3 separate regions of the Mus musculus genome follow, and all the other regions are linked to region 3. The links are chromatin loops, found by intact Hi-C in ENCODE. Cell type or tissue: heart. All regions are shown on one strand. Links, peaks and the distances in the headings refer to the core of each region. The heading gives the core; the rest is flanking DNA.

Evidence for each region. Peaks named below come from ENCODE experiments on the same cell type or tissue, not always from the same donor. Only the 100,000 strongest peaks of a DNase experiment are listed, where the experiment ranks them.
Region 1: a loop joins it to region 3, with 2.4 times the contacts of the local background. A loop is called at or near these places in 2 of 42 quality-filtered maps.
Region 2: a loop joins it to region 3, with 4 times the contacts of the local background. A loop is called at or near these places in 5 of 42 quality-filtered maps.

The regions. Positions count from the first base shown.
Region 1 is chr6:125,186,907-125,196,999 of GRCm38, forward strand. It overlaps Ncapd2 (non-SMC condensin I complex, subunit D2), which reads right to left and starts at 4,680. Exons shown (of 32, transcript NM_146171.1): 1 at 4,592-4,680; 2 at 2,857-3,002; 3 at 171-246. The coding sequence starts at 2,983. Mrpl51 (mitochondrial ribosomal protein L51) reads left to right here and starts at 5,294. Exons shown (of 3, transcript NM_025595.3): 1 at 5,294-5,527; 2 at 5,610-5,720; 3 at 6,317-7,486. The coding sequence starts at 5,449. The coding sequence ends at 6,513. It overlaps Mir3098 (microRNA 3098), which reads left to right and starts at 8,886; the gene lies at 8,886-8,972. Gm52878 (a long non-coding RNA gene) reads left to right here and starts at 9,828. Exons shown (of 2, transcript XR_003956366.1): 1 at 9,828-10,093. In heart, for the core only: a CTCF peak has its summit at 4,764; DNase peaks (open chromatin) are centred at 4,795 and 5,255; H3K4me3 peaks cover 3,322 bases; H3K27ac peaks cover 2,477 bases.
Region 2 is chr6:125,161,183-125,171,275 of GRCm38, forward strand. It overlaps Gapdh (glyceraldehyde-3-phosphate dehydrogenase), which reads right to left and starts at 4,591. Exons shown (of 7, transcript NM_008084.3): 1 at 4,370-4,591; 2 at 4,089-4,129; 3 at 1,957-2,254; 4 at 1,661-1,858; 5 at 1,296-1,526; 6 at 1,030-1,211; 7 at 670-919. The coding sequence starts at 4,111. The coding sequence ends at 850. Iffo1 (intermediate filament family orphan 1) reads left to right here. Exons shown (of 9, transcript NM_001302779.1): 9 at 1-600. It overlaps Ncapd2 (non-SMC condensin I complex, subunit D2), which reads right to left. Exons shown (of 32, transcript NM_146171.1): 26 at 9,734-9,911; 27 at 9,545-9,639; 28 at 8,952-9,032; 29 at 8,633-8,816; 30 at 7,681-7,807; 31 at 7,408-7,566; 32 at 6,825-7,137. The coding sequence ends at 7,052. In heart, for the core only: no CTCF peak of the experiment used is centred there; DNase peaks (open chromatin) are centred at 3,859, 4,479, 5,409, 5,829 and 2 weaker places; H3K4me3 peaks cover 4,948 bases; H3K27ac peaks cover 4,574 bases.
Region 3 is chr6:125,090,426-125,100,518 of GRCm38, forward strand. It overlaps Chd4 (chromodomain helicase DNA binding protein 4), which reads left to right and starts at 5,556. Exons shown (of 39, transcript NM_001346610.1): 1 at 5,556-5,835; 2 at 6,662-6,840; 3 at 10,043-10,093. The coding sequence starts at 6,741. It overlaps Mir7045 (microRNA 7045), which reads left to right and starts at 6,599; the gene lies at 6,599-6,661. In heart, for the core only: a CTCF peak has its summit at 5,883; DNase peaks (open chromatin) are centred at 5,516, 6,476, 7,746 and 8,326; H3K4me3 peaks cover 3,504 bases; H3K27ac peaks cover 3,985 bases.

The DNA.
Region 1 (10,093 bases), core at 1,730-6,729, 95 kb after region 3:
AAATTGTCAAGTAAACACGGTGGCAAGCTGGATAAATGCTCACTATGGATGTCAGTACCCAGAACCAAGTATCAGTGAACCCATAATTTGTAATTTCAAAACTCACATGCAAAAATTAAGAGAAAAAGCCACCAGTTCTTTCCAGAGCACTGGCTGTGAATTTCACTTACTGTAAAATGCTGTAGACTGTATCGAAGTGCTCCAGTATGGCGAGGGGCCCCTGAGCTCGGAAGGCAGACTGAAATGCTGGAAAATGAAGGAGGAAAGACAGGATTTCTTGGTATCTATTTTTCTCCAGAAGGCACTTATATCAAAAAGCGGATGAGTCTGACGTCATGGCACATAGCCATAGCCTCAGCAACTCAGGAGGCTACAGCTAAGAGTTGCTACCACAGAGAGACCCGGTCTTTAAACAAAAGCAAACCCACAGGTCAAGCAAAGTGGCAGGGCCTTAGCACCGGCACTAACTGAGCACTCGGCAGTGTCTCTGCACTGCTCCACACAACTGCTTCCTACACTTCAGTCAACAAAGGATGGCACACATGACAAAGTCAGTGACACAGCAACAATCTACACAATAACAAAACTGCCCGATGACACAGGACTTAGAAGGCATCCCGTTAAATGACGTGTGAAATCATGCATCAGTCACATTTTTGGTAAGGCAAACACCTGTGGACACAGATATTAATTACTGTGGTATTTCCCAGATTGTTGTTTTCTATTTTCATTACTGTTTCTATAACTGCTAATGTGAATCCTAGGTAAGAATGGATTGAGGCTAGGTGGGTGTGGTGGTGTGTTCCTTTAATCCCAGCATCGAGGAGGCAGAAGCAGGGTCACACAGTGAGACTGCCTCAAAAAACGGAGGGGAAAGAGGGAAGCTGAGATGACCAGGTACAGGATCCCAAATGTCCCGTACGGTTGCTCTGCCCTACCTCAAAAGACAGGGTCTCTTTCCCTCTTAATTATTAATTAAACTGTTTACCTGTCTGTGTTAGAACAGGCTTCTGCAACCCGCCTGTTACTGCGGTTGGGTCCAGACCCCCATGCTTGTCCACAGGGCCCTCCTCACCTTGGCCTCACTCTGGACGCTTCCCCTCTCCTCCCTTTCTCTCAGTTCTCTCTTACATTAAAGCTTTATAAGCACACACTCATTGTATAAAGTAGGTTTTGTTACATTTTCTTTTTATGGAAAGGGTTAAGACAAGGCTTCCCTATGTCAATCAGGCTGGCCTTGAACCCACAGAGGTCTGCCTGCCTCTGGCTTTCCAAGAGCTGGCTTTAAAGGCATGGACCACCACACCTGGCTCATTACATTTTCATACACAAATATCATGCACTTTAGTCATATTCACAATTCTCTCATAAAAATATGGAATGTTTCATCAGGTGGTGGTGGCGCACACCTTTAATCACAGCACTCTAGAGGCAGAGGCATGTGGATCTCTGTGAGTTCAAGGCCTGGTCTACAGAGTGAGTTCCAGGACAGCCAGGGATACATGGAGGAACCGTTGTCTCAGAAAAAACAAAAAACAAAACCAAACCACCAAAAACTATGGACTGTTTCTGGGCCGTTCTTCTTCCTGTCTCCTTCCAACCTAGGAATCGGTGCCCCAGAAATGAGCTTTACTTCCTCACACTATAGCATGGCCCAGCACTACCTTCTATTTTCCTGGCCAAGTCCTGGAGTCAACAATTCTTGGTGCGTTCTGGCTCATGTTAGAGGAGAAGGATTTGTAAAAACTGAAGCTCTAGGCACCAGACAGAGTCACTGTTGCTCCCAGATACTAAGAGAGGCTGAGGCAGGAGGACTGAAAACTCCAAAGCCTCACTTTGTACACACTAGGTAAGCATGGTACCAGTTGAGCTACATCCCCAGCCCTTCTCTTGCTCTTGATTCAATCCCATGTTATTTTACTCACCAGGCCCTAGAAGCAATAGGCTTTAATATACATACCAAACATTAAGCATGTAGTAAGCTATACCATGAAAACGTGTGCACCCGTACTCTTAATGATGTTTCCATATTAATGAATCATCTAGCAACAGGCCTCTCAAACGTGTCTCCCCACACGGCATGTTTAAGTGACAAGCGACTATGTTGTGTGCTGTTGCAGCTATGTTTCTCCTTCACTGAACATCCTGGAAACATAATGTAGTTTCTAAACAGTGCTCTCTGAGAATAGGCAAGGCAAACCCTGGCACCGCCCACAGGACTTCTAAACTTCATGCATTTATTGTATGTGTGCTGGTGTTCTGTTCTGGTGTAGTGTGCACACACACACCTCTATCTGTCTGTCTTGTCTATCCATTCATCCATCCACGTACCACATGCACAAGTTACAGACAGTAGTGAGCTGCCTTGTGAATAGTGGGACTCAAACCTGGGTCCTCTGGAAGAATAGGCAGTACCCTTAACCTCTAAACCACCTCTCCAACCCCTAGTCTACAATTACCAGGACTATACATTGACACATGGTAAGAGGTAAAAATACAAAAACCGGAGCCGGGCAGTGGTGGCGCACACCTTTAATCCCAGCACTTGGGAGGCAGAGGCAGGCGGATTTCTGAGTTCGAGGCCAGCCTGGTCTACAGAGTGAGTTCCAGGCCAGCCAGGGCTACACAGAGAAACCCTGTCTCGAAAAAAAAACAAAAACCACCTTTTTCTCAAAAATGGCCCAGGACATTTTATGCCATGAATTCCATGTGGTGATACAAATAAACCAACCAACCAACCAACTATGGGACAACAAACAACTAAAGGCAGGGACTAGGAAAGACCTCCCTGGCCCAGATGGAGTGTCCCGGGGCTGTAGAACAGAAAGGATAACATCATTGCATGGAGTCTCTCACCTCTAAGCTGGGATGAGAGGTGCTTGACGGGCAGCACCTCCCGGACAACGTACTGATTCACACCTCCACTTTTCAGCAGCTCCTCTGGAGATAAGGGCAAGTGGAATTCAAAGTTGTGGGGAGACATCTTTCTCCCCCTGGTTCACCTAGAAACCAAACAGCAAAAAAAAAAAAGGCATGGTGTAAATCTACCAGTGTGTCATCTTTTGATTATGTGACAAGAACATTTCTACTGAGTCTACCCCAGGTTCAGTTCAATATAAATAAAATATATATTTTTTCAAATGTTTTTCAGTCTTATAACAGCTATATGAATCGTCTTATAAAATATAAGATCAGAGCCGCACAAAGTAACACATGCTTATATCTATGTCCCAAGTCCACGGGAATCAGTAGGATGGAGTTCAAGGCTAGTCTCGGCTACGTGGTGTGGGCTGCAAGAGATCTTGTCATAAAACACCCTCCCCTGCAAACCCTCACCCTCAATATAAAAGCAACTCTAGAGGAGAATAATTTTTTCCTTTAAGTTTTATTGCATTCTGATGAGAAAAGATACATAATTTCAATTTACCTGAATTTGTTACATATTTTGAGTAAATAGACTTACATCACATTCTTCTTTCCCTTTTGTACCCCAACTCCTCCCAGAGAGTCCCCCCTTTCAAAACCTGCAATACCTTTTGTTTTTTATCATATTCTTTAAAATTTATAAAATAAGCTGGGCGTGGTAGCACACGCCTTTAATCCCAGCACTCGGGAGGCAGAGGCAGTTCCAGGACAGCCAGGGCTATACAGAGAAACCCTAACTCAAAAAAAAACAAAACAAACAAACAAAAATATATATACATATAATATTGTAACAATAACAATGAGTATTATAAAAGTTGTGTGATATAACACAACAATCAATTGAACAGTCTTATGCAGATGTTTGTCTACAGCAATACTGAAAATACATATGTTTTTCTCGGTATAAATTTTAAATAACTCCAAATATATTAACTGTATGATATTTTAAAATAATATATCACTATTAGTTTTTTAAAAATCAACACAAATAGATCAAGTGAGCATAATTCTTATTATTCTGACACTAAGTCATTGAGTCTCATGGTCTCTGTAAAATGGTGTTGCTCTGGGGATCAAAAGAATCAAGGGATAAAAACTAGTCAATAGCCAGGGGTGGTGGAACATGTGTATAAAGGCAACATTAGAAGGCTGAGGCAGGAGGACTGCTGAGTTTGATGTCAGCCAGGACTGCAGTGAGGCTGCAAGGAGTACATCTCAACAACAACAACAACAACAACAACAACAACACAACAACACAAGACAATACTAATGAACTATTAAGTGACAATCAGTGTATACATACAGACTTATTGCTTCCATTTTAAAGTGAAAAAAATCCTTAAGAAATATTTTACTGAGCATTGGGGTTCCAGCCCAATCAATGGAATGGAAGGACATTAACTTCTACTTATCCTGTGCCTGATTTCAGTCTCATGGGGTGCAGAACGAAACAACCAAATTTACACATTGGGTAGTAAGGCTATGCGATTTTGCCCACACCACACATTCAGATTCTGATCTGTCAGACACACAGCCATACTGGATCTCAAGGGCATCCCTACCAGACCGTCGCTCCCGACCGCACTCCGGCAAAGGCTGCGTCACGTCCTGGACCTGCTTTTTCTCAACCTTTCCCTTCCCAACCTTTCGCACTGCCACATCTCACCTGGACCCCGCGACACCCCTCACCCGCCGCTTCTTCAACCGGAGAGCCCCCTGCTGAAAAGGAAGGAAGAAAACAATAGGGCAGGATACGCGCCAAACAACGAGATGGTTTTCAAGCTAGCGGAGGAACCGGCCAATCCGCGGCAGGCTGAGACGGAGACCCGCCTCAGCGCCAGGCGTCGCGCTCGCGGAGCCCGCAATTCCCTGTTCAAACCTCAACGGCTGCCAGGAGGCCAATCGCGACAGAGGCTGGAGAAGCCAACCAATCACAGCCCCGGGGGCGGGGCAAGCGGGCGAGGGGCGTGGCCCCGAGTCTGCGCTTTCCCGGCATCTCTACCGTAGTCGGCTAAGCATGGTCACCCGTTGTCTCTCCGCGGGCCGCCTAAAGCAGTCCAGCTTTTAACCATGTGGCGCCCGGCCCTGTACACTCCGGGAATATACTGCCCCAGCAAAACTCAGCTTGCCGTAGCGCCAGGCTCCCGTCCTCCACTTCCCTCACAGTTGAGGACGCGCAAGGGACAGGAGAGAGCTTATTTTAACGGAATTTCGGTTTGGGGGCGTCCTTTCCTGCGACAACAAACACCGCAGCGGTTCCATTCTTCCAGGGGCTAAACCGGAAGTATTTGACTGGACGCGCCTCACAGGCCGGAACTTGGAGGGCGGGGCTTGTGGCTGTGCGAGCCACCTTGGGATGACTCCCTAAGCTACCTGGGTAAGGCCCAAAATGGCTCCTCTTACTGTCACTACCGTGTGAGTCCCGCCTGGGACTGTAATCTGTGTCTTGGCTTTGGAATTCACACCCGCTCCCCATTTTTCCGGCTGGTTTGCTGCCCCTACTGAGGCGGACAGGCTAGAGTAATGGCAGGGAGTGTCCCTTGGGCGGCAAGTAGGAGACTGTGGGGCTGGGTGCCCTCGGCATGCCGAAGCTTCTCTCTGGGTAAGTGGCTTAAGTGTAGTAGGACGGCCGGCTAACGGCTTGTCACTGGGCAGTGCTGATTCATGCTTCTGTCCTTCCCTAGGCGTCCCACGGTTGGCCTTCGTAAGGCTCACTCTTCCACCTCCCAAAGTGGTTGATCGCTGGAACGAGAAGAGGGCTCTGTTTGGCGTCTACGACAACATTGGAATCCTGGGTAGGACGCGATTCCTGGTTTCTGAAGGATTAGTATGCTCTCTTGACTCTTTCGGTTTTATTTGTGGAGAGAATAGTAATGTGCCCGGGGCAAGCCTGGGGGCACAAACCTGTTACACGGGAGATGAAGCCAGGCAAGACCAGTCTGAGATGCGGAGAATAGTGAGGAGTGCGGGACTCAGTCTCACTAACACAGTAGTGGGCAGGTCTGAGGGCCAAAGCGAGTAAATGGGAGTGTCAGTATTTGAACCCAGACATTTCTGGCTGCAAAGTCTTTACTCCTTTCTTTCTTTCTTCTTTTTTAAATAAGATTTTTGTGTTTTCTGAATGTGTACCGTGTACTGCTCAAGCAATGCCTGCAGGTTCAGGGTGACTTCCTAGAACTTCCCTTTCAGGCAGTCGTGAACCTTCAGTTGAGAGTGCTGGGGAATCCTTTGGAAGAGCAAGTGTTACAAAGACTCTGTCCCTTGTACTAGACTGGTGTGTGCCTTGTCTGTCAGTAGTTCTGATCAGGGAGATGAAACTGTGTTGAAGGCCTAGTTGGGCTAGGCTGACTTCTCTTCTCTTGAAACTAGTATATATTCTGTCACGTTACAGGGAATTTCGAGAAGCACCCAAAAGAACTGATCAAGGGCCCAGTATGGCTTCGAGGCTGGAGAGGAAATGAATTGCAGCGTTGTGTCCGAAAGAAGAAATTTGTGGGAAACAGGATGTTCATTGAGGACCTGCATAACCTTAACAAACGGATCAGCTATCTCTACAAACACTTTAACCGACATGGGAAGTACAGATAGGACGGGAAATGTGTCACCCTGGAGAAGGGGAACAGGACTTATCCCAGCAAGGAGAGAGCTTTGTGTGCTCGATGTAATAAAAAAATGGGGCTCCTTTGGAATCTGATATGCCCAGTGCTACATTTACTCATGCACTCTGACGTCTGCCTCGTTCCTAAGTCACATGATCTTTTGTTACTATTACTTACAGCCCAGTTATGCTTGTGGCCTTTATAACAATCATTTATTGCTGGCACTTTCTGACACTGGCACCTCGTGTAAGTTTTTAAAGAATTTATTTTTATTTATTTTATCTTATTTTTTTGTAATCTTGGAGCTGAAACCCAGGGACTTGCTCATTCTAGGGAACTCTGCCACTAGCCGCCCAGGCCCTTGGAAGTGTAGCTGCTATTTCTAAAGACTCTGCCACCCCAAAATGAACTAGGAAAGTGAAATTACACTTTGTACTGCTCTTATCAGTTATAAGTTAGGGAACTTGTCTGAGTACCACAGCATTTCCCATCCTCTTGAATAGGGCAGTTTTGTGGAGGCTGACCTTGAGTCATGCCCAGTTTTATGAAGTGTTAAAGATCACACCCAGTATTACCCCTGTGTGTGCTACCCTGTTTGCTTTTTTTTTTTTTTTAGGGGAAAAAAATGTCATTTAAGAAAGATATTTTAGGGCTGGTGAGATGGCACTGACTGCTCTTCTGAAGGTCCTGAGTTCAAATCCCAGCAGCCACATGGTGGCTCACAACCACCCATAATGAGATCTGACGCCCTCTTCTGGTGCATCTGAAGTCAGTCACAGTGTACTTATTTTTAATAATAAAAAAGTCTTTGATCATTGGACCAGAGCAAGTGGAGTTGACCAGAGAGAGCAAGGTCAACTGAGGCAGCAGAGGTCCTAAATTCAATTCCCAACAACCACATGAAGCCTCACAACCATCTGTACAGCTACAGTGTACTCACATACATTAAATAAATCTTTTTTTAAAAAGAAAGATATTTTAATACAGGTTTGAGCATCAGGGCTATGAGAGAGGTGTTCAGAGGTAAAACACTTGAGAGCATGAGTGTGGGCTTCCCTGAGAGACTCTTCTATATGGCATAGTGCTGGCGTCTTGGATATACCAAGTACTTTATAGTGAGCTATAGACCCTCTGCTGCACTTTGCTTTTGTTAGTATATATTACAAAAATAATAGGTTTTGCTATGACATTCTTCATTTACTTCTTTTGGTTTTTTGAGATAGGGTTTTCTCTATGTAGCCTTGGCTATCCTGGAACTCAGTATGTAGACCAGGCTAGCCTTGAACTCATGGAGATAATACCTTAGTGTTGGATCTAAGGCTTAAGCCACCACATTTTCCACAGGTTTTTGAATTTATGTTTCAATTGAAATCAATTCAGTGAGAAGTCTGGAGATGACAGAAAGGTAATCCAGGGAATTTTTCTTGCATTTTTTTTTTTTTTTTAAACAGTCTTGGGGCTGGAGAGATGATTCCAGCCATCTCCCAGGGATGCTCTTGCAGGTTGCCCAGGTTAATTCCCAGCTCACACATGGTGACTCAAGGCTGACTATACTTCCAGTTTCTGGGCTTCCCATGGAGACAGGCATGCACATGTGCACAGGCATAGCTGCATGTATTATTGCATGTAAAACATGAAATAATAATAATAAGCCGGGCGGTGGTGGTGCACACCTTTAATCCCAGCACTCAGGAGGCAGAAGCAGGTGGATTTCTGAGTTCGGCTATACAGAGAAATCCTGTCTCGAAAAAACAAAACAAACATAAAAACAAAAACAAACAAACAAACACCAAAAACCTATAGTCTCTCAAAGTCAGGCTCAGGCTGGCCTGGAACTCTTATAGCTCAAACTGGGACCCATCCTCCTGCCTCTACCTCCAGAGTGACAAGATTATATGTGTGAGTCCTTGTATCCAGCTTCAAACTACTGTTTAATCCTCATATTTAGTGGCCATGTCCAAGGCTATATAATACCTACTTCTTTTTATAAAAAAGTATTGCCGGGCGGTGGTGACGCACGCCTTTAAAACCAGCACTTGGGAGACAGAGGCAGGAGGATTTCTGAGTTTGAGGCCAGCCTGGTCTACAGAGTGAGTTCCAGGACAGCCAGAGCTACACAGAGAAACCCTGTCTTGAAAAAAACAAAACAAAACAAAAAAGTATTACAGAGACACACAGGCAAACAAAGCAGAGCTTGGGGATTCTCTTGGAAGAGTGGGGGGAGGGACTGTAGGAGCCAGAGGGGTCAAGGACATCACAAGAAAACCCACAGAATCAACTAACCTGAGCCCTTAGGAGCTCACAGAAACTGAACTGCCCACCAGGGAGCTTGCATGGGACTGAGCTAGGCCCTCCACACATTGTGGTTGGGAGGAGTCCTAACAGCAGGAGTAGGAGCTCTGATTATCCCCTGCTTCTGCTGCCTGCCTTTAGGACCCTTTCCCCACAACCGGCTGCCTTGCCCAGCCCTAATAGAAGAGGTGCCTTGTCTTACTGTACTTGATATGCCATGGCTGGTTGATAGCCACTGAGGCCTGACCTGGGGAGAACAGGGGAGTGGGGATCTGGGTGTGGGGAGGAAAAGTGGCAGGGAGAGACTATGGAGGGAGGGAAGCTGTGGTTGAGAGGGAAGCTGTGGTTGGGATGTAGAATAAAATTTAAAAATGTTAAAAGTATTGCAAATCCAAGAAAATGAATTGCTTGTAGACTCAAGTGAGCTCTGAAGGTAGAAAAATTAGGGTGGTTATCCTATTTGATTTAAATCTAAGTTCTGTGTCAATGATCTTTTATGACGTAACAGTCCATTCTTAAACTCAATGACTAAAACAACTTCAAATCATTTTCTCTGGGTTTTCTTCTTCAGATGGTTAATCTAGTTTGCTGTCACGAGGCCATATTCAGCAGTGGGCTAACACGCCTGAGACATCTTCACTCACATCTACTTAGTCAATTGGTAGTTTGGGTTGTTTTTGTTTTTTTGAGAACCAAATCAGGGCCACTGCAAGAACAGCAAGTGCTTGTAACCTCTGAGCCATCTCTCCACAGCCCCAGCTAAGTTCTTTTGGCACAAGGTCTTATTATTCAGCCTCTCTTGGGCTTGGTTGCTTAGAGACTTGATCCCAAAGGACAAAATTTAAATAACAAGGGTTGATAAAACGAGGCTAAGAAGTCTTGAGGTCTTCAGGCATGGAGGCAAAAACCTTTGAACCCAGGACTGATCCCTGGAGACAGAGGCAGGCCTGGTCTACATATCAAGTTCCAGGCTTGGCTACACAGTGAAATCCCATCTTTAAAAAAAAAAAAAAGAAAAGAAAAAACAAAAAAGCCATGAAGCGCGGTGGTCACCCCTTTAATCCCAGCACTTGGGTAGCAGAGGCAGGTGTTTCTCTATAAGCTCAAGGTCAGCTTAGTCTACAGAACAAGTTTCAGCACAGCCAAGGCTACACACACACACACACACACACACACACACACACACACACACACACACACAAACCCTGTCTTGAGAAACCAAAGAGGAGGGGGAAAGGTAGAAAAGGAAGAGGAAAATGTTTTAATACAATCTCACA
Region 2 (10,093 bases), core at 1,787-6,786, 69 kb after region 3:
ACATGGGTGTGGCCTGCAGGTTACTGGTGCTCGGGGCCTGTTTCTCCAGTGAGCAGCTGAGGGTATGCCGCCATGGCTGTCACTGACAAAACCAAAAGGTTAAGATGTCCCTGACCTAGGGAGTCAGTCACGACCTCCCAGGAGACGCTATGTTGAACTATTGGAATGGAACCTTTAAAAGCAATGACGGTGTGGAATACTTCCCAAGCACTGAGTCACTGTGTGACGCACGAACCAAAGCATCGACCAGTGCTACAGCCCCTCTTCATGGATACCACTAGGTTTTACTGTACTGGGCGCCCTTCCAATTTTATCTAATTTTACGTCTGTCTGCAGGAGGGCTGGGTACAATTAACCTTTGTTTGCAGATAAAAGGACACCGATCTTTCTCAAGAGCAGTGAGCTCTGGAAGTCAGTGCTGTCCAACAAGTGAGTCTCAGACTGCATTTCCTGTCCCATTGTCAAGCCCCACCCTCCGCATTGCCAGACATATCAGCTGTTCAGGACAGGCGCCCTGGGCTGGGACTTGGATAGAATGTAGCCCTGGACTTCCGGCACCCAGCTGGATGTCAGAGCCAATAAAGATACATGCACAAAAGTTGATTGAGCCTGCTTCACCTCCCCATACACACCCTCCCTCCCCCAACACCGCATTAAAACCAAGGAGAGGTGGGTGCAGCGAACTTTATTGATGGTATTCAAGAGAGTAGGGAGGGCTCCCTAGGCCCCTCCTGTTATTATGGGGGTCTGGGATGGAAATTGTGAGGGAGATGCTCAGTGTTGGGGGCCGAGTTGGGATAGGGCCTCTCTTGCTCAGTGTCCTTGCTGGGGTGGGTGGTCCAGGGTTTCTTACTCCTTGGAGGCCATGTAGGCCATGAGGTCCACCACCCTGTTGCTGTAGCCGTATTCATTGTCATACCTAGAACAAATTGGGACAACTGTTAGTTTGGGTTTCTTTTCTGAGCTAGCCACCAGAGGGCACCAAACCCCCAGTTGCTCTTAAAAGTCAGGTTTCCCATCCCCACATACCAGGAAATGAGCTTGACAAAGTTGTCATTGAGAGCAATGCCAGCCCCGGCATCGAAGGTGGAAGAGTGGGAGTTGCTGTTGAAGTCGCAGGAGACAACCTGGTCCTCAGTGTAGCCCAAGATGCCCTTCAGTGGGCCCTCAGATGCCTGCTTCACCACCTTCTTGATGTCATCATACTTGGCCTGATAAGAACAAACCCCAAAATGACTATCCTTGTCCCAAGTCACTGTCACACCAGAGACAAGCCCAGCTCTCCCCATACATACAGGTTTCTCCAGGCGGCACGTCAGATCCACGACGGACACATTGGGGGTAGGAACACGGAAGGCCATGCCAGTGAGCTTCCCGTTCAGCTCTGGGATGACCTTGCCCACAGCCTTGGCAGCACCAGTGGATGCAGGGATGATGTTCTGGGCAGCCCCACGGCCATCACGCCACAGCTTTCCAGAGGGGCCATCCACAGTCTTCTGGGTGGCAGTGATGGCATGGACTGTGGTCTAGAAAACACGGGGGCAATGAGTGAGGTCCTGCACGGCACCCCTCTACCCAAAAGGGACACCTACAAAGAAGGGTCCACTCATGGCAGGGTAAGATAAGAAATGCATGAGCTGTCTCCCCACTGCCTACATACCATGAGCCCTTCCACAATGCCAAAGTTGTCATGGATGACCTTGGCCAGGGGGGCTAAGCAGTTGGTGGTGCAGGATGCATTGCTGACAATCTTGAGTGAGTTGTCATATTTCTCGTGGTTCACACCCATCACAAACATGGGGGCATCGGCAGAAGGGGCGGAGATGATGACCCTTTTGGCTCCACCCTTCAAGTGGGCCTGTTTAAGGGAAAGAAGTTGATTTCAGACTCAGTTCTTGGTTTTCAGGTTGCACCATATCAAGGGTGCCCGTCACCTTCAGCTTTCCGGCCACTTACCCCGGCCTTCTCCATGGTGGTGAAGACACCAGTAGACTCCACGACATACTCAGCACCGGCCTCACCCCATTTGATGTTAGTGGGGTCTCGCTCCTGGAAGATGGTGATGGGCTTCCCGTTGATGACAAGCTTCCCATTCTCGGCCTTGACTGTGCCGTTGAATTTGCCGTGAGTGGAGTCATACTGGAACATGTAGACCATGTAGTTGAGGTCAATGAAGGGGTCGTTGATGGCAACAATCTCCACTTTGCCACTGCAAATGGCAGCCCTGGTGACCAGGCGCCCAATACGGCCAAATCTGAAAGACAAGAAACAGGGGAGCTGAGATCAGAACTCCTCATGGGTCTGTAGTGAGCCCCAGGCTATCTCATGTTCTTCAGAGTGGAATACTGTTGCACCATAGGTGTGGAGAACCTGCAGCCATCAGCTATGCACGTACCACAACAAAGGTACAAGCCTTTATGCAGACACAGTACATTAGAAATGTATGCATCAGGAAGTTCATGTTTTGTTCAGAATTCCCTTTAATAAAGCTAGTTGAATGCTTGGATGTACAACCCAAATATAGACTGTTCCCACCCTAGAAAGTCCAAAGAGATCTAATTTTATATTCTTTGAGCAGCCGAGGCCTGGCAGGGCTTTTATAGCACGGTTATAAAGTGGAGGTTTCTTTCCTGTCCAAGAGGTGATTGCTTGCCCAGCAAACCTCCTCCAAGTCATTCTAAGTCTCTTAAGAAGTGGCAGTTTGCCCCAGTCTGGGTACAAGCTTGGCACATCACCCCCATCACTCATGCCCTGGGAAGTTTGTTCCAGCATGGCTGGACTTCAGGCTACACCCCCTGGACAGGGCAGACCTGTGAACTCATTCATCAGCAAGCTCAAAGGGCAAGGCTAAAGGTCAGCGTGAGCAGCACAGGGCGGGCCCACCTGTGTCCTCCAAGTCCCTCGAACTAAGGGGAAAGACTGAGAAAACATGTGGGGGGTTTCCAACCCTAATCCCAGGGCTCGTTCGCGAAACACCTGTTCTTCTCGGGCAAAAATGAGAGCCGGAGCAACAGATGTGTGTAGGGGGAGCAGGGTGGAGAGCCCGCTCAGACCCCAGATCCAGAAAGGTCACACGGCTAAATTTAACCTCAGATCAGGGCGGAGTGGAGAGATCTGGTTTCTGGAGGATGGAACGGGGAGAAGGGCAGGATTCTGAGGCGCAGGGACACCCAATCCTCTTAATGACCTTTACATCCTGGCCTATAGGGCCTGGGTCAGTGCGAGGCTGTGATGGGAAGTGCAGGGGATGGAAGGGGCTGCTACTACAGGAGCCATTTTGTGGTGGAAAATTTCTTTTCAGAACCACCATGACTCAGCTCCCCATCCCACGGCTCTGCACTACGCCATAACTACCTCTGGGGTTGGGAGGTCAAGCGGACCTCTGTAAGTCCGCTTTGATTTTCAGAGAATAATCTAGAATACGCATTATGCCCGAGGACAATAAGGCTCAAGGGCTTTTAAGGCTAATAAGGTGAGACAGATTGTGAGGTAGAACTCTCTCGAGAGCACGGAAGCCTTGCATCACCTGGCCTACAGGATAAAGGACACTCCACCCAGCCGAGAGGAATGAGGTTAGTCACAAGCTAGGAAGAAGGAAGGCCTAAGCAAGATTTCATAACGGCGGTTCATTCATTTCCTTCCCGTTTGCAACATGGCGGCGGCCAGTTACCCTAAAGGAAGCCCAAGCCTGGGAGATGATGCGCAAAGGTATGCACCTCACAACGCCATGCCACCGACCCCGAGGAAGGGGGAGATGGGGGAGGGGCTTCCCTCCTGGCACGTGACTCCTCAGGGCGCGAAAGTAAAGAAAGAAGCCCCGGACTGGGGATTACGGGATGGGTCTGAACGGGCGCGTGGGGTTGTTCCTAATACTTAAGACTCCGGGCCGCTCATCCCCGCAAAGGCGGAGTTACCAGAGGTGCAGCAGCTGGGGGCCGCAAGTGCGAGCCATCGCCAGGTCCGAGCGCTGACCTTGAGGTCTCCTTGGGCGCTTCGGCCACCTCATCCACCTCCCCACAGTACTGCAGAGCCCCCGGGTCAGCAAGACCTGCGTAGGCAACGGAGCAGGGCCCCGCCCTGGAACTCACCCGTTCACACCGACCTTCACCATTTTGTCTACGGGACGAGGCTGCAGGAGAAGAAAATGAGATTAGCGTGGCCCGAAGGACACCAGGCAGTCCCCTCCCCCACCCCGCCTCCATTCCCGCCGTGCGCCCCATCACGTCCTCCATCATCCCCCCCCTGCAATGCGGAGCCTGGGTCCGGCTTGCACACTTCGCACCAGCATCCCTAGACCCGTACAGTGCCCACTCCCCTTCCCAGTTTCCGACTGTCCCCGGCCTCCTGCGGCCCACTCCGCGATTTTCACCTGGCACTGCACAAGAAGATGCGGCCGTCTCTGGAACAGGGAGGAGCAGAGAGCACCAGGGAGGGCTGCAGTCCGTATTTATAGGAACCCGGATGGTGGGGGGGAGCTGATGACGCGCGCCCCGCCTCCCGCCCTGCTTATCCAGTCCTAGCTCAAGGGCGCAGAGGCCTGAGCTACGTGCACCCGTAAAGCCGCGAGTAGCTGGGCCTCTCTCATTTCCCCTCCTCCCTCTCTTTGGACCCGCCTCATTTTTGAAATGTGCACGCACCAAGCGTGTGGGCTCCGAACTGATAGGGGGAGGGGAGCTGAGATTGCCCCGCTCAGGAGGTGACCGGGTGATGGTTCCCAGGATAGGACTCAGGGAATACAGACTATGAACTTAAGGACGAGGAGTCCTTGGAGTGTGCACCAAGGACATCCAGGACCCAGAGACCTGAATGCTGCTTCCCGAGTAAAATGGGAGAACAGGGGAAATGGAGAAGTGTGGGTCTCCCTGCCACTGCATCATCGAACCTCTCCCCATTATTGAAAAGGCTGCGGAAAAGTTGAGGATCTTCTCCTCGTTGTTCTTCGGTAGTGACACAGCAACCCCCCCCCCCGAAAAAAAAAAGAGTGGAAGAAAATGCCAGGGTGGGGGCACTTTTCCTCCCGCGGGAGCCCTCAGGAGCCCCATTTCCCTATCTGCCCCCCCCCCCCTCCTGGCTTCTGTCTTTGGCCAGAGGCCTGGCTTGTGTACCGCGCTGTGAGGGCAAGGGGGTGGCCAGGAAGACGCTTGAAAAGGAGATTGCTACGCCATAGGTCAGGATGCCCTGCAGCCTGGAAACCTGATAATTGAGACTTACAAACACTCTCCTGAGTTTACCTGATGAACCTAAGCTGGGACCCCGGGGTAAGGGCAGCATCCCTCTTAAGGGTTGAATTGGAGGAGGCTCAGAGGCCTCCTATAGTATCCCTCCTCGGAACCTGAGAGCTGCCCCGCCCAGGCTAGGAGACACTGCCCCTTTCACCCACTGTAGCCCCAGGGTGGAGAGTTGGGACGTGAGGGCGGAAGTCCCTCCCCATCCAGGGACGTGCTGACTGGCCCTGGAGCCAGGGACTCTCCTTTTTTGGCTGCCCTCGTGGACACAGGGTGAGATCAGTGAGGGGAGAACACAGGAGAGGAAATATTATACCCCTGAGCCAGGACAGGGAAGCCCCTAGCCTCTTGCCACAAGTGGAAGGGAGAAAAGGCATTCTTTGGTTTTATTTTGTCTTTTCGAGACCGGGATTCTTCACTCCGAAGGGTAGGGAGGCTGGGAAGGGTGGAAGGGCTTGGGAGCACTGTAGCAGGTGCAGGGCAGGGGGACTCTGGCGCCTCTTTGCTAGGCCAGTGCAACATGAAACCAGCCCCCTGCTCATCTAGCTCAAGAGCCTATTGCTAAGTTTAGCTGGCCTGGTGATAACCTTTGCTTAAAAGGCAGGGAGCACGCTGGGCTGCACCCCAAATCTAGTCTTGGCTCCTTGCCCTTCCAGATTGCCCTACCTCCTTGGGGCCCCAGAGCCAAGGCTGTGTTAGACTGACAGCTGTGTGGCCCGTGCCCAGGCTTCCCATGAGCGGGGAGCAGGCCAGATGAACAGGGTGGGAAGGGTGGGAGTGGCCCCAGCGCAGTGGTGGGGAGGAGAGGCATGGCAGATTCAGAGTCCCTTTTCTGCCTTCCTACCGAGGCTCTATGCACAGCGTTAACCCTTTTCCTACCCAAAGAGCCCTTCCATAGCCCAGCCCTAACCTAGTGTTTCAGAGGTGCACCTTCCCTTTTGCCTCACGCCTGTCATCTATCATTACTGTCCCCTCACCAAGAGGTAGGGAGCACTTCAGCAGCACTGTGCTGTTGTCATGGCAGCAGAAACAGCAGTTGTGCCTCCTGCTCCAAGTGACTCAGCAGATTAAGGGCTTGGGGATGGTGGGCACACAGCATGGCTTACAGCTGGACCTCCTGCAGACCCCTTAGTGTAGTGAAGGACTGGCTCTGGGGCGATGGACCTTGTCACCTATAGAACTGAGTGGGGTTCATAATCTCTGCCATTAGCCAGGCTGAGTCATTTGCCAGTCTTCGGGGGATGGGGTGGGGCGCACAGAGGAAACAAACCTTAGGTCTAGAGCAGCATTTCTCAAGTTGTGTACTCCTGACATGCTGTGTTATGGGGCACAATGTGCATGAAGGTGGCCTTCATCTTAAGGCTTTCACTGCAGCCCCCTGCCCCACAAGGCAAACAGAAATAAGTCTCTAGGTATTACCGAATGTTTTCTGGGGTGCAAAGTACCCCAGACTGCTGAGAACTGTTCACGTGAACCTAGAAACCGCATAATTCTGCACAGCAGAGTTTCAGTTGTGCAAGGATGAGGCACCACAGGGGCCATGAAGATCCAGACACAGCTCAGGGCTAAGGATGGGACAGACCAGCCAGGACAGGATGCTTAAAAGTCTATAAAAACATTTATTCATTAGAAAACAGCAATTGGCACAGGCTCGGAGAAAGGGAAAGTGGCAGCAGGGCTCTAAGAGAAAGACCTCAATGCAAAGGCCATTTCCATGTTAAAACCACAGACAACAAGCACTTCTACAAGGGGGGGGGGGCACTGAATCCAAGATCATCCAGTAAGATACCCTGCACGGCAGGGACGGGAGTAGGCAAAGGCAGCTCCTAGGACCTGTGTCTTCGCCCAGATGCTCTGCGGATGGGGGTGGTTCTCTTGGGTGTCTCTTCTTCTGTCATCTCTGCTGAAAGTTCTATTCAAAGAATTATAGGAACAAAAGCTGAGTCATAAAGATGGGGCAAAATGGATCTCAAAGTAAACACATGCGCGCGTGCGCACGCGCACACGTGTGCACACACACACACAAACACACACACAAACACACACGCACACGGCACACTGTGAAAGTCAGCCGAGCTGCATAGTGAGGAAGACATGGCCAGGAAGAATGAATCCACAGCTAGGCAAGCCCCACTGGAAGACCCCACACAGGCAGCTGATCTGTTGGGAGGGTGTATCATACCGTCCTCACTGGACTCGTCACTCAAGAAGACAACTTTGGCTTTCCTCTGGGACTTCTTGCGCTGCTGAGTTTGTGGACGACCAGGTTTGGTACGTCGCGGCTTAGGTGTGACAAAGTCATTGTCTGAGTCTACAGAAGTCAGAGGCTGTAGCCTTGAGACTAGAAAAGAAAGGCAAGGGGACCATTTCAAAACCAAAAACAAACCACAAAGGAACAAAAAAAGGGTGGGGACCACTCATAGGAGCCCCATGTGGGCTTGCATCCCTCTCATACCAGCGGAGGGTTTCTTGGCAGACAGGGCTCGCTGGCTGCCTCCCTGGCCAGTTTCAAACTCCTCTATTCCATCCATGCCTCTGGTGTGACAGGCACGAAGCTTCTGCTCAAATTCATCTATTATAGCCTGGAGGACAGAAAGTTAAAGACAGGGCTGGAAACATTATCTCCCTGCTTAAAAAGAAATAGCCATGAAAAGAGAGAAAACTAAAGAAACCAATCTGAAACTGTGATTCCAACTAACTGATGCCACCACAGGGGTGGGGGGTAAGGTGACCTCAAAGTCCTGAAAATGCCCAGTATGACACAAGTGGTAAGTATGTGCCACTGTGTCCAGTGAGTGGACTTTGGATGCTGATCTGTCAATCACGTTCCTTCATCCAGGACCACGTATACCAGGACAAGAAGGTCATGGGGTGGAGGCCATGCGGGTGTGGGACAGAGCATATGGGAGCTCTACTTACTGACTTTTGCTTTAAACATGAAACTACTCTAAAGAAGCAGTCCAGTGCAAACATGTGCGGCATACCTCTACTACCAGGAGACAGAGGCAGGGGAATCTCTGTTAGTCTGAGGCAGCTGGGTCTACATAGCAAGACCCTATCTCAAGGCCTTCACTGGGGCTGGGAAGGTGGCATAGTGGTTAGGAGCACTGGCTGCTCTTACAAAAGACCTGTGTTCAGTTCTCAGGGCCCACAACAGTCTAACTCCAATTCCAAGGGGACTTGGCACCTTCATGCAAACATATACACAGGCAAAATACCAATGCATGTTAACAAAAAAGGAAATGAATGGCCTTTAAAAAAGGGACCAGGAATTAAGATCTGGTCTTAGTCACTCTGGTTCCATAGCTGTAGTGAGGCTAGCAAGGCAGAAAGTTCAGACAGGAGTCTCAGAGCACTTAGGGAGGCAGATGAAGTTTACTGCACCGGAACCTAACAGGACCACTCACCTTGCCCTCAGGCTTGGCCCCGCGACGCAGTTTGCCCACAACTGACAAGAAAGCACTGAAGACAGACTCATCTAAGAGCTTATCGCCAAAGCACTCAAAGTTGTCTAGCATCTTCTGGAGACCTCGCTCTGTGAGGGGCAGCTGGGACATACAGTAGGCTAGGTCTCGGTACTGACGCTCAGTTCTACAGGGAGGGAGAGACTCTGTGAGGCACACACATCCTCCCCCTTCAGTCTCCTTTGGTCCCACGGATGCCACCAGGGACTCTCTCTTCTGAAAGGTCCCTCTTAGCACAAAGATGTCCCAAAATGGAGCATACCGGGCTGTGCGGAACCGCTGACACAGCTTTTCTACCAAGCTCTCAGTCTGTTTGTCCTTGGTGATGTAGGAGAGGAGCTGCCTGTGAGGAGAGAGTGTACGATTGGCCAGGAAACCCCTTTCTCAGCTCCTACACTGAAGCCACCACCCCAACCCCAGCATGGCCTCTTCTGTCCTTGCTTTAGAAGAGAGTTCTTTGCATGGCCTTCTACCGCCTGTCCTCTGGTCTCCTTCCCTTTATTGAGAAAGCAAATAACAGCTGCCACCTAGTGACTGCTACTATGTGCCTCACCCTCACCCTCAAGCAGCACCCTACCCTATGTAAGAGCCTCCACAACTATGCAGCAAGTCCTGTCAACCTCATACGGTTAAGACGGGCAAACAGGTCAAGTAACTTGTGGAGAAAGTACGGCTAAAATGTCCATCTAGAGCTGAAGACAGCGGCAGAGTGCTTGCCTAGCACATGCAAGACCCTGTGTTCATTCTTCTTCATTCTTTGCATTCCATCCATCCATCCATCCATCCATCCATCCATCCATCCATCCTAAGTCTGTGTGCCCCCCCCCCCACTACTCTAGATCTAAAGAGCCATACTTCATGATGGTGTGGAAGGGCTCCTCTTCCACTCCGCCCTCTGGGTCTGACAGGCGACTGATGATATCGGGGAGTAGATTATAGATAGCATTGCCCTGTAGGAGGAAAAGGATGAGATGAGGCGGGGAGCAGCCGGCAGAAGTGGGACCTATCCATCTCCCCGACAAAGCCCCAAGCTGCTTCTCTCACCTTGTGGGAGAGCTCATTGAAGAAATTCTTGGCCAGAGCAGCGATCTGAGGCACAGGGTCGATGAGCAGCACGGCCATCTCGCTCACCTGCCCCTTCACCTTCACCATGTCCTTCAGGATCAGGTGCGTCATCACCAGCCCCGCTGTCTTCCGCACTTGTTGAGCTGGGTCTCGGAGGCTAGGAATAAAAACTCTAGTCACTAAGATCAAGAACTCGTGTTTGTACCTTGAGAACAATAGGAAGGCCTTAAGAACAAGGATCTATTGTTCCACAGTACGCCAGTTTAGAAGCAGCTCCAAGGCTGGAGTCAGGGACCACGAGATCTGTAGGCAAGATTTTAGAGGGAAGCTTCAGCTCCC
Region 3 (10,093 bases), core at 3,457-8,456:
AACACAGAAAGGTGAACATGGAAAAAGTAGAGACTGGGTGGATTCCTAAGGAACAAATGTCACACCCCAAGCTCCACGTGGACTGCATCCCATCTCGCTATCCAGTCTTCACAAATCCTCTTTGTGTCAGTGCAGAACACTAGCCCTTTGGGTTTCAGAGGACTCTCTATATCCACACAGAGGTGTGAGGAGAGGAACCATTGGTTGTATGCTAAAAACTCGGGGATAACCTTCTCCCGGTGTTATTCTAGGTTCCTGGGTCCCATGGAGTGGAAACAGAACTCTACATAACTGGCTAGAGAGGCTGCCCCTGGGGTGCATTAATTAGGAGATTATACTATCCTTAGTCTCCGTGGGCCAATCATGTCAGTGGTCTATTTATAATTAATCAAGGAGGTGAGCATAGGGCTGGGAAGGGAGTGGGAGGTACAGAAGCCGGAGCTCCACAAAAGCAGCACAAACACACTCCATCCCTTCCCTTCCGGGTACACAGGAAGTGGGCGGAGATACGGCTCAGCAGGTAGGGAACTCACCTCCCAAGAAGGCCCAGGTTTAGTTCCCAGCACCCACAAGGTAGCTCACAACTGCCCATAATTCCAGTTCCAGGGGCTTTGATGCCCTCTTCTTGTTCTCTTTGGCTGCTAGACATATACGTGCTGTGTGCATATACACGCAGGCAAATACATGCATAAAATAAAAATAAATCTAAAAAAGAAAGATTAAATGAAAAGGAATTTGAACCTTCTTGTTGTGGGATGGGGAGAGGGTGAGAAGCAAAGGACTAAGTGGGTAGAATCCGCAGGGACGCCGTGGGTGTGGCTGATGAAGAATCCTAGGCAAGAGGCTGTGGCTGACTACTTGTAAACTGCCCCTGGTTTATATTCACTGGTCGCTGTGATAATGTGGTATGTATATACATGAGAGAGGAAAGCTGGAGCAGTTGGAGATATTTAAACACCAGGATTTGAGACCCAGAGACATGCTACATCCAGGAGAACAGGGATCGAAGAGGATCTAATAGGTACCCAGCAGCACTGTGTAAGAAGAAACAGCTAGCCACATCCTAGCTGGGTGTTGGTGGTGCATGCCTTTAACCTTAGCACTCAGCAGGCAGAGACAAAGGCAGATCCCTGTGAGTTCCGGGACAGCCAGAATTACACAGAGAAACCCTCTTTCGGAAAAACAAAAAGAACAAAAACCAACCAACCAACCAAACAAACAAACAAACAAACAAACGGGCCACATCCTCTCCCACCCACCGTGAAGCACCAACTCACGAGGGGGGGGGGTGAACTTGGAAGAAGGTCTGGACACACAAATGACACTGGATCTTGATGTCAAGAAAGCTGGACTGAGGGAGACTAAGCTTGTGGGGTGTAGGGAATAGCCAGTACACCACAGTAACCCCCCCAGAGGGCGGTCCAGAGGGGCCAGCTATGTTTTGGGGGAAAAAAAAAAAAGAAAAGCCGGGCGGTGGTGGCGCATGCCTTTAATCCCAGCACTTTGGAGGCAGAGGCAGGCGGATCTCTGAGTTCAAGGCCAGCCTGGTCTACAGAGTGAGTTCCAGGACAGCCATGGCTACCCATAGAAACCCTGTCTTGAAAAAAACCACCCCCCCCCCAAAAAAAAAAAAAAAAGAAAACATGAACTTCAAAGATGAGTGCTCCTGGGAAGAACTAATGTGGCTTTGCTTGTTTTGAGACAAGATCTCTCGGTTTCTCCCCAGCTGGCCTAGAATTTACTGCGTCGATCAGGCTGGCCTCAAACTCAAAGATCCACCTGCCTCATCTCTTCAGTATGGGGTTAAAGGTGTCTACTACCTCCTGCCCTGTTAGACCTAAGGGTTAAGACTCTAGTTTTAAGGTGAGAAAGTGCTTAAATATGGAATGCTCACGGTTATACACATAGGGTTTGGTGGGAAGATCTGTCTAGTTTCCCTGGTGATCTATTTGGGAGCAAGGAGACTGTCATTTTTCAGGGTAAAGTCCTGCCTACATGAAAGTCCAGAACTCACTAAATTCAGTCCTTTGAATTTCACAGGACAGTGTTATCTGTTGGGTCCCTGTCTCTAGGGAAGGTGAGGTGAGGTGCAGGAGAGAGAGCGTGAAGGTCTTCCTGTTCGCTTTCGGATCCGGAAGGCCTCTTCCTGTAAAGAAGTTCCGGTTCCTTTTCAAGCTCTCCAACTTCCACAGCTCTTTGGCCTTCCTGAAACAGACAAGACTAGAGCAGAGGGAGACCCCTCTGGGTTAAGAGAAAGAGGCCTAGAGGCAGTGGGGGTGGGATATTGGCTTTTCACTTGCAGCCTTATTTTCTGGAACCAGGAAGAGGGAAAAGTGAGAGATTCTTAGGAGGTTTAAGATTGCTGTTTATTTTTGTCTTGTTTGGGACAAGAGCTTACTCTGTGGACCAGGACTGGAGTTCAATTCCTGGCATCCACATCAGGCAGCTTCTAACTGCCTATAACTGCGCTCTAGGTGATCTGATAATACCCTTCTCTCTCTCTCTCTCTCTCTCTCTCTCTCTCTCTCTCTCTCGCACGCACGCACACACACACACACGCACGCACACACAGAGTAATAATTAAAAATTTAAAAGGGGGGGGGGCAGCCGGGCGTGGTGGAGCACACCTTTAATCCCAGCACTCGGGAGGCAGAGGCAGGCGGATTTCTGAGTTCGAGGCCAGCCTGGTCTACATAGTGAGTTCCAGGACAGCCAGGGCTACACAGAAAAACCCTGTCTCGAAAAACCAAAAGAAAAAAACATAAAAACGGGGGGGGGGGGGGGGGAGGGGAGAGGCGGGCTGGCGAGATGGCTCAGCGGGTAAGAGTGCTGATAGCTCTTCTGAAGGTCCTAAGTTCAAATCCCAGCAACCACATGGTGGCTCACAACCACCCATAATGAGATCTGATGCCCTCTTCTGATGTGTCTGAAGTCAGCTACTTACATATAATAATAAATCTTTAAAAAACAAAACAAAACAAAAAATTTAAAAGAGAGAACCTATCCAGAAAAAAAAAGCAAAAAAAAAAAAAAAAAAAAAAAAAGCCAATAAGCGAAAAGAATAAGCGCAGCAGTTGTGGTCCAGGATGTGTTTAAAGGGACACACGGCAACAATACGGATTTTAAGCATCAGGACCACTGACTGGATGATTGCTGCTTACCAGTCAAAATCCTTTAGCACATAGGGAGTAGCTAGGGGATGATTTGAAGGCTTGCATCACCAGGCCCTGCAGGAAGTTATCTTGACCAGCCTTCTCTTGTAAACTCCTCCAGATCAGCAGTTCTCAACCTGTAGGTCATGGTCCCTTTGACCATGGGAAAACACAGATATTTACATTACGATTCATCACAATAGCAAGATTACAGTTAGGAAGTAGCAACGAAAATAACTTTATGGTCGGGGGTCACTATAACACGAGGAGCTGTATTAAAGGATCGCAGCAGTAGGAAGGGTAAGAACCATTGGTCTAGATGGCCCACCTACCTCGACCTCTACTGGGGATGTGACCTCCTGAGAACAGTTTAGATTTGCTCAGTTCTTTATGACAGGACATTGGGGAACAGTGGTCAGTGGTCTTTCTCTCTCTCTCTTTCTCTCTTTCGTTTTTCTAGTATGGAATAGTTTATTTAGGGCATGGGGAGGGGAGTTGAGGAGGGAGGAGAGTGAGAGAGAGAGAGAGAGAAGTAGAGGACTGGAGAGAGGCTGGCCATCATGAACATGGAGAGCAGGTGATGATGGGGATAGGAGGGAAGGGACAGCAGGAAGAGAGTTAGAGAGCAAGAATTACTAGATATTTTTATATTGTATCATGCATGGTCTCTTTGGTTGTTTAATGTTTCTTCATTATACATTTAATATTTATTCATGGGTGCCCCATTAGCCCAGTTGGTTAGAGCACGGTGCTGGTAATAAATAAATAAATTATAATTATCCGAGACTTGTTTTTACTGTAGCCTAGGCTGACCTTGAATTCACTGAGTAGCAGAGAATGGCCTTGATCCCTTGATCATCTCGTGTGTTCTCTGAGTGCTGAGGTTATTGGCATGTGATAATGTTCCCAGCTGTGACTGTTTCTTGAAGGAAGGCACCTGTGTGTTGGTATCCTCGTTCTCGGTCGGTAAGTAGCTAGCTCTTTACCTTGTTAGTACTCTGTCAAGGGTATGTCGAATGAACTTTAGTGATGGTGAGTACAGAGCAAGGCATGGTAGAGGACTCTCAGTCCATGGTGGTGATAGGCTATCTGTCCACGGAGGCTGCCTGGACTTGAAGGTGGCAGTGTAGAGGACTTCTGGAATGTTGAGAAATAGTTTTGGGATGGGGGTTTGTAATTGTTATGGGATGTTCTGGGTGAGTTAAAGTTTTTCATCATGAAGTTTTATGCAAGTGTTTCATCTAGTCAGCATATTATTTGTTTGAGTTTACACAAACATTCAAAGCTGGAGGGAGGTAAGTATCTAGAACATACCTGGATTTGGTGGGGTTTGTTGGGGCTCGAGGTTGGCTCTTGGTTCCTGAGTGTCTGCAAATGATGAGCTAGGAAGTCTGGGGGTCCTGAACTTTGAGAGCCCAGAATGCTCCTATTGCCCAGGAAGGGACTAAAGTGTGTGCTAGTGGGGACAGGGCAGTTAGCAGTTTGCCACACCCTCTCTGCTCTAGTTGGAAGAGCCTGACAACTTCTAGAGGTGGGGGAGGTTGTGACAATTAGGGGATGTCTGGCCAGACCTGTGTGCGGTGATGGAGTGTAGCAGAAGTATTATGGGATGTGGCACTGGGTTGTGTTGGGACAATTATGGTATCGTGGGCTTTTTGAAATTATGGGATGGGAGAGTAGATAGAGTAAATGATAGGACATTTTCCCAGTGTTAGTGGAGGAGATTTAGATGTCCATTTGTGGGGTGACAGCAGAGCTGCTGATCATTAGTGAGTATCTCTTTGCTAGGAGGAATGGTAATTTATGGACCATGGAGCTAGAAAGAGACTGGGAAGGCTGTGGGTGGTAAAGTGAGCATCTAGAATCTCAACCCTAGTGCAGGGACTGAGGGCAGCTCTGGGGGGGTTGGATATTATGGGATATCAGTATAGAAAGTGGGAGACTGATTATTACGGGATCCGTGTGGGAGGAGGCCCAGTGTCCGTTGTTGTAGTATGGGGTGGGTGAGTTTCTGACAATCATGGGATGTCAAACTGGGGGTGGTTATTATGGGATGTCGGTGGGGGATGGGTTGAATATTATGGGATATGAGGCTGAAGTGCTGGGAGGGGTGCTTATTATGGGATGGCCAAGGGGAGGGAGGGGTAATGAGTTATTATGGGATGTTAGCAGTAAGGCCAAGAGTGAAGAAGTTGGCAAAGAGTGGTTATTATGGGTTATCTAAGGGAGGGGGAGCAGGTTTTAGTTTGTAAAAGATCTGCACTATATGTCTGTAGCCCCGGGCACATATATGCATAGAGTGTGGGGGGCGGGGTGTGTGTATGTGGGGTGTCCGTGTGTATTATGGGATGGCCAGGAGGTGGGCGGTTGCCCAGGTGACGCGCGCGCGCGCTCGACGGGGGCGTGGCCAATGGTTGCCTGAGCGACGAGGGGGCGGGGGTTGCCCGGGAGACCTAAAGAGGAGGGTGGCGGTAGTGGAGGGGGGGGTTGGAGTTGGTTGAGGTTATTATGGGCTGTCCGTGGGGGGCGGGGCCTGTGCGGTGGGATTTCCCGGCCGGTGTTTCGGGCCCTTTAAGAGGCGACGCCGGAGCCGGAGCCATTTTCCCCCCTTCGGCCGCGGCGAGGAGGAGCTGGAGCGGGAGTGACACCGGCGAGACCCAGCGCGACCTGAGGCGGCTCTAGGGTGAGGAGCGCGCGAGGCAACGGGAGAGACATCTCTCTCAGCCCGACGTCGTCCCGGGGGTCATTCCTTCACCTGTCCCTTCTTCAGGCGTCCCGGGGCCCGCGGGCCGTCCCCTCTCCAGGGAGCCGACCCTTCTTCCCCGGAGGCGGCCGGGTTACCTCCAGACGGCGCCCTGCCCTGAGGGAGTCCTGCTCCCCGCCCCCCCCCCCTCCTGGGCTCGGCCTCCCACAATGCCGGGCGAGCGCCTGCCCGCCCGCCCCTCGCCCTTTGCTCGCTAGCCCCCCGGGACACGTGGCCCGGCCCCCTTCCCGGTGGGTGCTCGCTTTCCTCCGGCGTCCCGACTCTTCGGGACCCCGGAGCGCCCGAGCCTCCACGCCCCCTGGTCCCCGCCGTTCCGGAAGAGAACCTGAGTTGTCCCAGAGGACAGCCTTTGGAGAGCTGCCCTGTCTGGGGACTGGCCCCTCCCCGGGCGCAGAGGAGCGCCCCCCCACTCCCAAGTGACCTTGTGTCCCCGAGCACCGGCCGCCTCCCCTGACCCTCTCCGCGCCTCCCCACTCGAACCCCACTCCCCAGGCACTCCTGGCTCAGGCCAGGCTAGCTTCTTCCTTCCCCTCCATGCACCAGCCTGCCCTCGGGGGCGTCATTCCCTCTTCTTGGGGGCTCCTGCTGGGGAGCCGGCTCACGGGCTGTCCCCGAGGAGTGTGGAACTAAGTTCAGCCTGAGTGGTTCGGGTGCTTGGCTAGGGTGGTAGGGCAGGGGGGCGGAAAGAGCGGGTGGGGGAGGGGGACTGCGCGTCACTCACTGTTCTCCCCCCTCCCCCGCACAGTGACTCGGGCCAGTGCAGAGGGCCCCAGGCCGCAGGCAGGAGCAGCTGGGCCAATTCCCTGGCCGGGGAACGGAAGGGGATGGCGTCGGGCCTGGGCTCCCCGTCCCCCTGCTCAGCGGGCAGTGAGGAGGAGGATATGGACGCACTTCTGAACAACAGCCTGCCCCCACCCCATCCAGGTAACATCTTCCCGGAGGGCCCAGGGCAGGAAGATGTTTGATCTTTCCTCGAGACTCCAGTGAGGCTGCGTTCGCGCGCTGCTTGTCCCTGTGCAGAACCCAGGGTGGAGGGCATCCGAAGGGAGTGGTTCTTTTCTGCGGAGCTCTTGTGTGCTGGGGGGTGCTGGGGGAGGTGGAAGCCATGTGCCTCTTGGGCACCACGGACCCAGATGCAAGCTGGCTTCACTCAAGGCTGTCTGGAATGCTCCGCAGTCCCCGGTTGAGGGAGCTCTCTGGGTTAGCTTTACCTCGTGCAGGTTCTTGGAGGAATGCAGGTGGTTCCGACTCTGGTGGTGACATGGTGGGGTGCGGTGGGGATTTCTGTTGCGGGAGCCCTGCCAGGCATCTGGGATCCCGCGGTTGTTCCCTGGAGAAGAAAGCGAGAGTGTTGGTTGCTTTCTGTCCCGATCTCTTACGGGTTCTCTGTGCTGTTTCAAGAGTGTAAAGTTTGAATCTCACTCTTTATCAGATCTGTAGAACTTTGTTAGTCAGATTGTTGGGATTTTTTTGAGTGGAGAAGGATGGAGGGCTAGGAGAGGCAGCATGCAGTAGCCTAGTGAGGGCAGAGGGAGGGAATTGGCCCTTGGTGTGGACATAATCTTGGATCTTTACTAGGGGCTTCCGCCACTCTGAGGTAGCTTGGGGTCTGGTCTGGATTGGTGGCGTGAGGTGTTTGTGTGGGTGTGTTAGGGTTTGCACTGTGTTTTGGGGTTGCTCCCTGGACTGGCTAAACCCGTATTATTATAACCATCTTGCCTGAGTGCCTGCCCTCAAGTGATGGCTGATGTCATGCTTGGAAGTGGATGTCTTTCTCTTGTCTCCTTATTTAGAGCCCCCTTAGTTAAGGCACCTATTGGCTTGACTCCCCCACATTCATTGCAAGGTCGGTATCTTCTCTGCGTCCACGTAGTTTCCTACACCGTGGAGCCCGGCTGTCCTGGTTACTACCCTGTGAAGCCTGGCTGTCCTGTTTTTTGTTCCTTACGGCATGGCTCTCACTTCTGCCTTTTCCTGAGCCCCAACTGGAGGGTGAGATATCCAGAAGAAATCATTTTCAAATTTGTCATTTAAGAGAGCCATTATTCTTGCTGCTGAGTCCTAGGCTGCTGAGATAAGGGACTTAGATCTGTGTCTGATCACTGAGGTGTAGGCCTGCGGAGCTCTGCCTTTGCGAGGGTGAGGTGGGTAAGGAGGAAGACTTACTTTTCCTTCCTTGTCTTTATGAGAGGCTGGGTGATGCTGTCTGACCAGCGTTGCTTCCCATCTTAGCCATAACCCCTTGCTTGAAGGTCTGGGGCTTCCCTCCCAAGTGGGAGCACTGCAGGCTCTCAGTGTGAACTCTGCCCCAATCTGTAGCATGACCCAGTTTTTCCTCTGGCCACACCCAGTTCTGCCCCTTTCCCAAATCTCCCTCTATGGCATGCAGCGTGATGGGCCTGAGGAGTTGGAGGGCTGTGTGTGGGTGGAAAGGGGCCCACTGTGCCTCCACAGCCCTGTCCCTGGCTCACTTCTGCTCCGCAGGCAGAGGAAGAAGGCTTTGGTGGGTACTGTAAGGGCTGTGGGCCAGAAGCCCTTAAAAAAATGGTGTGTTTAGGGATGAGAGGGGCCTCCAAGCCTCTGACCTAACCCTGGGACGGGTGTGGATGGGAGGCCCGTGGCACTTTGTCCAACCTTGGGATCTGACTGGCTCCAGCATCATTTAGGGCTACTTCTGGGTTATGCACTGAGTGTGCGGGATTAAAGGGAGGGAGTCTGCTGTTTGGGGGCTTGGGCATGGTTTCTGCAGGTTGGGTAGGATTCTTGTTGGGTGACTGGGGAAGCTGAGCTTTGACACTTGGTTCCTCAAGCTAAAGCTTTCTGATTCCTTGTAGGGATGAAGGTTGTATGGTTTGGTAACCTCCATTGAGCCCTTGTTAAGTCTTAGTTCTAATGTCTTTAAAGAATACAAGTGAGTGAGTACTGCAGTCATTCCAATAGTTTACTCTGGTGCTGTCTTGGCTTTCTTGTCTGGGACATGAGGGTGACCTCTTACAAACTGTGTCATCCTAGAGTAGGTATTAGAGATCACTGGCTTTGGACCTAGGTAGGGCCAGGTAATAATTTGAGAAGTTTTCTTTGAGGGTACTCTCCGCTCTGTGTACTTCTGTTGGCTCCACCCCCACCCTTGCCACTTCCTGTCTGTCCTATGTTGGCACTGGGTGCCCTGGGCTGGCTTCTGCGGTCAGGAGCCATTTTCCTTCTCCTCAGTGGGTGAGACACTCCCTTCTCTCTCCTCCCTTCCCTACTCCCCCTCTTCTTGAGCGGGGGTGGCTTGGGAAGAAGGAGAAGGGAACTGGGAGCTGGTGTACATGGCTGGTACAAAGAAAGCTGCTTCCCAGCCTTCTCCCCCTGTGCCCCTCTCTACCTACCCTTGCTCAGGATTCCCTAGTGTTACCAGGCTTTGTGTGTGCTTCTCGCCAGGGAAGGAGGTGGAGCCAGATGGGAGGGGGGTTGGGAAGGGGAGATGGTGACAGCTGGGCTGATTCCAGGCCCCTAGGGAGAAGAGCTGGCTGACCCAGGAGAAAGCTGGAAAGAAACAGTAGGACTAGAGATGCCGAAGGGAACTGGGAGAGGGTGTGAAGTTGAACTGGCAACTGAATGTGGGACTGGGGAGATTCTGGTGGTTCTGAGCAGTGATAGTCCCAAAGGGGTTTAATAAGGGTGTTTGTTGTGTTGTAGGCCCTGAGCCTGGTATTTGTTCTAGGGTGGCATGGTAAGGGATGAGTCTGTTCAGTGCCTTCTGGGAAGACTCTCCTTATTTCCTGTCTTAGGAGCTGTTTGGTGGCCACTTTTGGGAGAGCTGGATGGAGTTAGCTCTTTCACTTACTAAGTTCCAAGCTGCTCAATTCAGCGGTGCTGGTAGACACAGAAGGTGCCTAGAGTGGTGAGGAAAGGAGGCAGGGGCCTGGACAGCTGCCCCAGGTGGGCCTGGCCTGGCCTGGCGGCCGATTTTGGGTATATACAGCTCTTTGTTTCTGTGCTGGGTCTCAGCTCCCTTGAGTGTAGTACAGCAGTTCTCTTCTAGGGCGAGAGGTGGGGACAGAGGATCTGAACCATCTGCATTGGGCCCTCACCTGTGCTGTTGCTCTTTTCCCTGCCTGCCTCTGTTTGCCAATCTATGTAGAAAATGAGGAAGACCCAGACGAGGATTTATCCGAAGCAGAGACTCCAAAGC